Regions from separate parts of the Mus musculus genome. Here region 1 is linked to region 2. Evidence: chromatin loops called from intact Hi-C (ENCODE). Cell type or tissue: heart. All regions are shown on one strand. Links, peaks and the distances in the headings refer to the core of each region. The heading gives the core; the rest is flanking DNA. Region 1 overlaps Gm31494 (a long non-coding RNA gene). Region 2 has its middle 110 kb from the start of Gm4802.

Region 1 (4,399 bases), core at 74-4,073, 95 kb after region 2:
CAGAAAATAAAAACCTAAAAACGTGAATATCCGCGTTAATAAGATCGAATAGTTAACGAATCCACTGCTGAATAGAGGGGTATTTGGCACTCCCCTGCCTGAACCTCCTGTAACAAACCCGGATGAGAAGCGTGGTCCAGAGTACAGGCTCCTGTAGCCTTCTATGAGCGTCTCAGATTCCCGTTCTTAATACTAAGACGATGCAGTGACTTCCAGGTACCAGGAGGGAAGCTATCGTGGAAGACAGAAATTAAAACACGAGAGTATCTTCCATCAAAAGACACCCTGAGTTAAACAAATATGTAGGCACGAAATCAACAAATATGGGACTGCCTGAGACAAAACTGCCGTGAACATCCCCAGGGAGAATAAAAATGCTGCCTCCAGTGTAAGGAGCACATCACGTGTTTCAAGATTGGAAACAAGAGCAGCGCTGAAATCACTAGGAAAGGAGAAAGCAGAGGAAGGCTGCTTGACAGTAGAGGAAAAAGATACGGAGGCACAAAATCGGAGAAAAGGAACGCTGCTGACAGCTTCCGAAAAGCTGGGGGAGGGGCAGAAAGAAGAGAAAGAGAAAGAGAACAGAAAGTGATGATAAACTACTACCCAAAATTCCCAGAAGGTATAAAGTAAAGTTTCTATTATTAAAATACAAAGACAGGAAAAACCTTACTGAACAGAAGCAGTCGATGGAAAAACTCAAGAGTCTTCATTCTGATATTTCAGAACACAAGGGGGAAAAAACTCTACATACTCCCTGGAAGAAAAAGATCGCGGATCATAATGGCTTTCCCCTTCACAACAGCGTGACTTTCAAGCCAAAGGGAAATACCGTGCCATGGGGCATTCTAGTGGAAGATGACATCTAAGCCAGAATTACCTCCAACTCAAAGCGTATGAGGGCAGAACGACATGTTCAGACTTACACAGTCTTCAGAAAATAACCATCGTCCCCTTGCGGAAGAAGCCGCAGAAAGCGCTCCGCCAAAGAGGATGTAAAAACAAGAAAGGAGAGAAGGAATGGCCTGGGAAAGAGCAGTCCCCACAGGCCAATGATCTCCAGGAGAGAAAGCAGACATCCGAACGTGTGGTCTGGAAAACAGCCCAGAATAGAGCAGGGTGAATGGAGACAGACAGACTGTCTGGTGATAGAACCATTTTTCAAACGCCTGGGGGAAAGCTCTGGACAGGCAGGCCCACATAAGAAGCTGGTGATCTTGAGAACAGGTTAAAAATCTCCTGCTGTCTTTTCCAGGTCTCGCTGGCAAAGCCCGCTGTACAGAACATTTATCTTCCTCTGCAAAGTGTTCTGCTCTGGCTTACTTCCGAGAGTAGGAAAAGGATCCTGGGAGCTTAGAAACAAGGGATGCAGGACAGCCCTACCAATCTGTGCTTAGTACTTGCTTTGTATTGTTTGTTTGTTTGTTTGTTTGTTTGTTTCAAACTCATCATTGATAATTGGGTTGAAATTTCCTAAAATTCAACTCAGGGTCTCTCCTACATATCTGTAACTCTTATAAACTCACAGGACCCAGTTCATCTTACCCTGGATACTCTCACGTAAAAGTAACACCCATATTCTTTTCATAAAACTGAATTTAAGATTTTTTTCCAAATGTAATTTTTTTATATATTACATGTAGAAACACACCCACCTTATCATGAACCTACCAAGAAACCATGAGAAAGCTAAAGAGACATCCTAAATTCTGCTCTCGGGGAGATTCTAAATTTTGGAACATAACTTCTGTGGATGATTCAAAAGTCATCTATCACTTTTTGGATTGTACACTTAATGTTTTACACATCACTTCACCTATAGAAAATAAACAATGAAAGGAATGAAGCCTGTGCAGACAGCCATGCCCAGAGTCCAAATTGAAACTCCCTGTATGACTTGGCAACACAATAATACTACTTGTAGAGATTTGGATAAAAAGTAGTGTATAAAAATATAAAGATCTCGTTAAACCAGAAATCTATAGGTTATAAAAATAGAAACCGAAATTTGCCTTTCATATTTAATGCTTGTGCAAAGTGCCATTTTACCACGAGAGACGGAGTTCACTGACATAAGTCAAGTTCACATTATATACTAATGTGATATATACATTATCACATTATATAATGCCCACGTGATGAGTGCATGCAGCTAACGCCACAGCTCATGTGATCAGTGCATGCGTTGCTTTTCCTCTACTCCCCAAGGACAACTGATGAATATCTGTTCAGAACATGCATTCGGAGACTGCGCTGTAGAAGCTGCTAATACAAGTGCCTTAATGACGATTAATTCTATCAATATTGAAGGACTTGCTAACTAGCATAAGAGATGTTCAGAACATGTTTTCACCTGTGAATGAACAAACACATCTGTTCCTGCATAGAAATGTAATAGAAGCCTGTGACTCTACGAGTACTTCGATTAGCATATTTCAGTGGTTTCCTCTAGGGATTTCCTCTCCCAAAGAACATCTAGTCCATAAGAGATCAGAGCGCTGGTAGACACAGGGTTGCCACCAATAGAGTTCATGGGTTTTAATAGTCGCTTGCTGAATGCATGCCATACTTGGGGTTCTTTTGAGAAGCAGATGTACTGATGCAGCAGGTAATATTGAGGGAACACTCATTAGGGGAAGGAAGTGGTTCTAGAGGACAGGATGAACCTGTGATGTGAGACAGGGAAGAAAGGTCTCAGATATCAGCAGAGTTCCAAAGAAGTTTTAGTTGGACCAATGGTGAAGACTTACTCCAGACTCCTAGGCACAAGAATGTCCTCGTACATGCTGACATGTACCCTACTGAGACCTGTGAGTCTCTAGCTAACAGACTTCCGGCTGCCAGATCTCTCACCTACAGAACTGGAACTGAGTTTACATGAAACAAAATATTGGTGGGCACTTGTCCCTTCCTTGCCTCCTGGAAGGGAATCCGAGAGCCCAGCTAGAGATGTATGCTCACCACCCTCAACCTCAGAAACATATAAGATCTATGTGGGTCCTTATTCCTCTCCCCAAGGCCCCGCCCTATTGCCTATCTCTGGTGCTGAAGCCTGAACGCAGCTCAGAACCCCTCTGCCTTGCTGTAATCTGTTCATCCATCTTTCCTTGGTACTAATAGCTTTTCTAATAAACTACTAGATCTCCACAATGCATCTTGGTTCCATATTGAGCCCCCTCATTGGAGTTTTTGTTGTTGTTGTTGTTGTTTTGTTGTTGTTGATTTTTGTTTTTTACTTCAGCATCCCTTATATGATTTTTATTTTTTAATGTATTTTTATTAGTTATTTAGCTCATTTACATTTCTAATGCTATCCCAAAAGTCCCTCATACCCACCCACTCCCAATCCCCTACCCACCCACTCCCCCTTTTTGGCCCTGGCGTTCCCCTGTACTGGGGCATATAAAGTTTGCAAGTCCAATGGGCCTCTCTTTCCAGTGATGGCCGACTAGGCCATCTTTTGATACATATGCAGCTAAAGACAAGAGCTCCCGGGTACTGGTTAGTTGATATTGTTGTTCCACCTATAGGGTTGCAGATCCCTTTAGCTCCTTGGGTACTTTCTCTAGCTCCTCCATTGGGGGCCCTGTGATCCATCCAATAGCTGACTGTGAGCATCCACTTCTGTGTTTGCTAGGCCCCAGCATAGTCTCACAAGAGACAGCTATATCTGGGTCCTTTCAGCAAAATCTTGCTAGTGTATGCAATGGTGTCAGCGTTTGGAAGCTGATTATGGGATGGATCCCTGCATATGGCAATCACTAGATGGTCCATCCTTTCGTCACAGCTCCAAATTTTGTCTCTGTAACTCCTTCCATGGGTGTTTTTTTCCCATTTCTAAGAAGGGGCAAAGTGTCCACACTTTGGTCTTCGTTCTTCTTGAAATTCATGCGTTTAGCAAATTGTATCTTATATCTTGGGTATCCTAAGCTTCTGGACTAATATCCACTTATCAGTGAGTACATATTGTGCGAGTTCCTTTGTGATTGGGTTACCTCACTCAGGATGATGCTCTCCAGGTCCATCCATTTGCCTAGGAATTTCATAAATTCATTTTTTTAATAGCTGAGTAGTACTCCATTGTGTAAATGTACCACATTTTCTGTATCCATTCCTCTGTTGAGGGGCATCTGGGTTCTTTCCAGCTTCTGGCTATTATAAATAAGGCTGCTATGAACATAGTGGAGCATGTGTCCTTCTTACTGGTTGGAACATCTTCTGGATATATGCCCAGGAGAGGTATTGCGGGATCCTCCGGTAGTACTATGTCCAATTTTCTGAGGAACCGCCAGACTGATTTCCAGAGTGGTTGTACAAGCTTGCAATCCCACCAACAATGGAGGAGTGTTCCTCTTTCTCCACATCCTCGCCAGCATCTGCTGTCACCTGAATTTTTGAT
Region 2 (4,399 bases), core at 236-4,235:
CAAACAAGTAGACTTCGGAGGTGTGTGGTCAAACCGTCCTCACTCATTAGACACATATGACAGATCAGACTATCTCACCTGCAGGATTCAGTTTAGTAAAAGCACCATTCTCTCTGAGGTGGTGAATCGTTTTTAAATCAAAGCACCAATAACAAATCTTTCAGGCAATAGCTGGAGATTGCAATCAATGTGCTAACAGAATTATGTGTTAATTTCCTAGAAGGGAGATGCCCAAAATGGCTACACAAAGACGGTTTTACAGCTTATTCATGAGAAAACTACACACATGCTGACCTACCCGCCCAGTTACACCTTCCTTGAGAGAACCAAAGAGGGCAGTTTTGCTTGAGTAGTTTAAGAGACAAGAGCAAGAATGGGGTCAGTCTGAAGAGGCCCACTCATGCCTCAGGATGCCAGGCTTCGTTACTGAAATAACAGTCAGAGATGCCAAATGGAGGGGTGACATCTGGTTCAAGGAGAATAAAGGAAGTGGAACATGAATGATCCCAGCAAGAGCAGCAGCCCTCAGCCTCTTCCACCAAGGCTCTGCCCCCTTCTCTGCCTATTTTTCTACCTAACAACTGACCTCATCCAATATATTCTATATTTCACTTCGATTGGTTTGCTTCCCCTCCTGAGAAAGCAGGCTCATACCGGGAAGAGATTTGTGTCTGTTTTGTCCATTGTTCTGTCCTTAGCACTGGAGCGTGGTGCTCAGAAAGGGAAGTATTGAGTTAATGTACTATCCATTTTCTGACTCTATAAGGTGATAGGAAGTTCCTCACTGCGCCTTTCTTACAAAGCAGGGCTGTAGGCCTGCATGTGACCTGTATGTAACATAGATCTGGAGACTGATTCAAACAGTCTGAACTGAAGGTGAGGAAGCTTGGGATCCGACCATGTGGAATAGAATCCTAAGCCTTCTGCACGCAAGCTTGCTGTGTGAGCTTGACTTAGGGACACCCATGCAGAGCAGACGTGCATGTGGTGGGGGGTTTGCATTGTTGCACTTTAAGAAAGGCAACTTACCTCCTGTGTTTGAAGTAACCTCTCACATTCCCTCGAGTCTTCACAGTCATTTTATGAGTTCACATAGTTCAGTGGACTCTTGTTTGGTGAGGGAGTTCTCCCAGAGAGACTGCACTGGGTGGCCCCTATCAGAAAGAGAATGACATATATCTTCCTTGGCTATTTCATTCTTTCAGTTGATTTTCCAGTTGGCAAATGTTTGGCAGCTTTGTTACCAGTGTGTGACCTGAGGTCATGGTTTCTTACAGGCATGAAATCTGCCAAGCAACATGGACTCGCAGCTCCAGCACAATCCAGAGGTCCAGAGAGAAATATGAAGGGTGGAGAATGGTATAAAACAGCAGATTTATCAACTGTTTGGGAAAGCCATTCTCTGCAGTATGACTGGACACTACCCGCCGCAGGGAGCACTTCCGGTCTGAAAGGGTGTGTTGGGAAACCATGAAGGTTTCTCTGACTTTGATTTCCTTGAGCAGCAGGCACAGGCTCTATGTCCTCAGGCTCTTATGCTTTCTGTTTGGCTCTATTCATATCCAGAGCTTGTGGAGAACAAAATGAGAGCCAGCAAACTGCAAGAAGAATTGGAAAGCTATTTATACCATCTTTATCTTTTCACACGTAGTGTTTGCAGCACTTTCCGAAAGATGCCTTCCTGTGAGAGGCTGAGTGAGAACAATGTGTAAATGAAGTGACTGGGAGAGGCTCAGAGTGGCTATCCCACCAGCAGACTGTACAGGATGCTCACTAATTAGACTGGGGACATTTTGACTCTTGTTTTCTGGTTATTCTCTCTCTCTCTCTCTCTCTCTCTCTCTCTCTCTCTCTCTCTCTCTCTCTCTCCAGGCCACTGAGGATTCCAAGTGTCAGGTATCAATAAAAAATATGAAAGAGGCATCTCTGAACTGTCTAGATGTATCCTCTATACCCACTCCTGGTCTTCAGCAAACAACTGGAGAAAGAGGGGCAGAAATAGGGATTCAATGTACCCCTGAACTAATGATATGGCCATTCATTTACATTTCAATGTTATACCTTATTTTCTACCTTTACTTTCTAGTTGGATTTCCTAATAAAAGAGAGATTCTCTTGCTCACATGCTAATGCCTAGTGGCCTCCTTACATATAGTAGGTAGATACATTGTGGTGTTGAGCAGAGAGACTAGGTGTCACTGCCTAGTCCTCTCACATTGCAAGAATAACTTATCCAGAAGGAAGGGAAATCTGTGTGGGCACACATTGTTATAGATCCCTTGACAGCACAGGGCCAGGCAGTGTGGGTCTCAATTCTGGTTCTTGAGACTGAGTTGTTAGAGACGTCAAAACCTCCTTCCCATGCAGCAGGAGGCACGGTGTTGATAAGAAAGCAGGGCACTTCAAAAGCATCATCTTGGGCTAATTAAGATGAAATGAACTGCTTGCATGGCTTTTATTACTAGATAAGTGGTTCTTCTTTTCTGAGATGAGTCTGTCTGACACTTACTTAGAGCATATGGGGTCTATCAAAGGCACTGAGGAATGAGCCCATGGTGTACGTAGCTAAGGAAACACCCAGAAAAAAATGAAAGCTTGCTACTCTGTCTTCCGCAGGGTGAGAAAGCTGCCATGCTGAAGGAGTAAACTGATGCTTGTTAATGCCTGGGTTTTCCTTTTATTTTCTCATTGATTATTCGTATTGTTTTCTTCTTTAAACACATTCATTATGAAGAATATCAACAACAACAACACTATAATTTGGGAGGAGAGGGTATTGTCCCAAAGAATGCACTACTTTCCCATTGTATCTCCTCTTTGTTTCTTCATTACAGTTTGGAATGTGCTGTAATGAGGTGTGCTTCTTAATTATGTCCAAGTGTCTGCTTAGAGTAGAGCCATTCAACGTGAAATGATTTTCTGACGTCAAGTCAAAAAACACTGATTGAGTGACCTACTTTGTGGAAGATATTAGGGTAGGCCATATAATTTGAAAGCTACACTACAAGGACATCCACATCTCTTCTTTCAGTACATGTTTCGTTTAATTTTGTATTTTAGACAAGATTTTACCATGTAGGCTAGACTGGCCTCAAACTCACTATGATAGCCCAGGCTAGCCTCAAATGTGCACTTCTCCTGTATTTTAGTTACTTTTGTGATACAGAGATGAAAATGCATGACAGTAGGCAGGGGCAGCTCTGTCCACTGTGGTAGAAAATTGCACAAGCATTTTGTAAACAGGATAAGAGAGAATATTCAGAGAAAATGTGACTAGAAGTAAGAGTAGGTAGATACAGAGAGACTCTCTTGTGTGCTATATGGAAGCATTATCTGTCAATAAAAAAAGCTGGTGTCTTATTAGCTTAGAAAGGAAATAAGAGGTGGGAGTTCTGGCAGGGAGAGAGGATTCTGGGATAGAGTTGGGCTTAGGAGGAGATTCACCTCAAACTCTGAGGAAGATGGTTACATGAACCTGAGGAGAGGTAACTAACCATATACTGAGACTTAGAATAAACAAGATAAGAGTCATAAGCTAACAAACAAGCCAAGCCTCAGGTGTAGGCAATTACTCATAAATAATTCAGTCTTCAAGTCATTATTTCAGGACCTTGGGCACAGACTCCACTAAAGGATCTACAGCCTTCAAAACAGTGTACAGCCTGGACCTAAACATTTGAAATAGAAAACCTGAACCTAAACATTTGAAACATGAGTTGGTGGGGACCATTCCAAATCCAAACCATAAACACCTTGCCTTATTACGTGACTGCCTGAATGCTGTGATTGCTGGCCTGTGCCATCACGCTTGGGCCGACTTTCTTTATATTAGCATGTGGTTTTGAACTGTTAAAGGTCAATGCTAGGTCCATTCAGTCTATCCCTTTGTATCAATAAGAATGGCCCTTGAACTATAAGGCAGGGTGTTTTGTGACAACTCACAGGTGTCCCTTGGGAGGGCGGGAGGGGGGCGAAATCTCAGTTTAAGAAGAATACAAATATAGGTTTCTTTTCTTAGTAAAGTTCTCTGAGAAGAGTCTAAGGTCACTCACTGTGGGAGGTACCAAGTATGACCTGGATCCAAAGCCGTTCCATGACTTCTCCATATTGTTCACGTGTCTCACTTCTTCAGTTTGGAAATTTGTCTTCCTTTGTTTCTCTGATGCCAAGGAAAACTGCTATAAATCAACAAAAGATTAGGAACTTGTAAGTGTCCCACAGGGAAACATAGTTCCTATGTGTCTACTCTTCTGCTGCTGGTTTTCAGCCATGGCTGTTGATTTGAGAAGAACAAAAGTATGTCTTTCCTGTTGAGTCAGAATCCTGGGTCCATGCATTCTTTACATTTTACAAATATATTCCAAAACATATTTAGGAAGAGGGATACAAATATTGGTTA

What was found. Peaks named below come from ENCODE experiments on the same cell type or tissue, not always from the same donor. Only the 100,000 strongest peaks of a DNase experiment are listed, where the experiment ranks them.
Region 1: a loop joins it to region 2, with 2.6 times the contacts of the local background. A loop is called at or near these places in 3 of 42 quality-filtered maps.

The regions. Positions count from the first base shown.
Region 1 is chr16:49,615,373-49,619,771 of GRCm38, forward strand. All of the region lies in intron 2 of Gm31494 (a long non-coding RNA gene), which reads right to left. Among named protein-coding and RNA genes, the nearest start is that of Gm31494, 27 kb to the right of the region's middle. In heart, for the core only: no CTCF peak of the experiment used is centred there; no DNase peak of the experiment used is centred there; H3K27ac peaks cover 240 bases.
Region 2 is chr16:49,520,233-49,524,631 of GRCm38, forward strand. No RefSeq gene overlaps it. Among named protein-coding and RNA genes, the nearest start is that of Gm4802, 110 kb to the left of the region's middle. In heart, for the core only: no CTCF peak of the experiment used is centred there; no DNase peak of the experiment used is centred there; H3K27ac peaks cover 991 bases.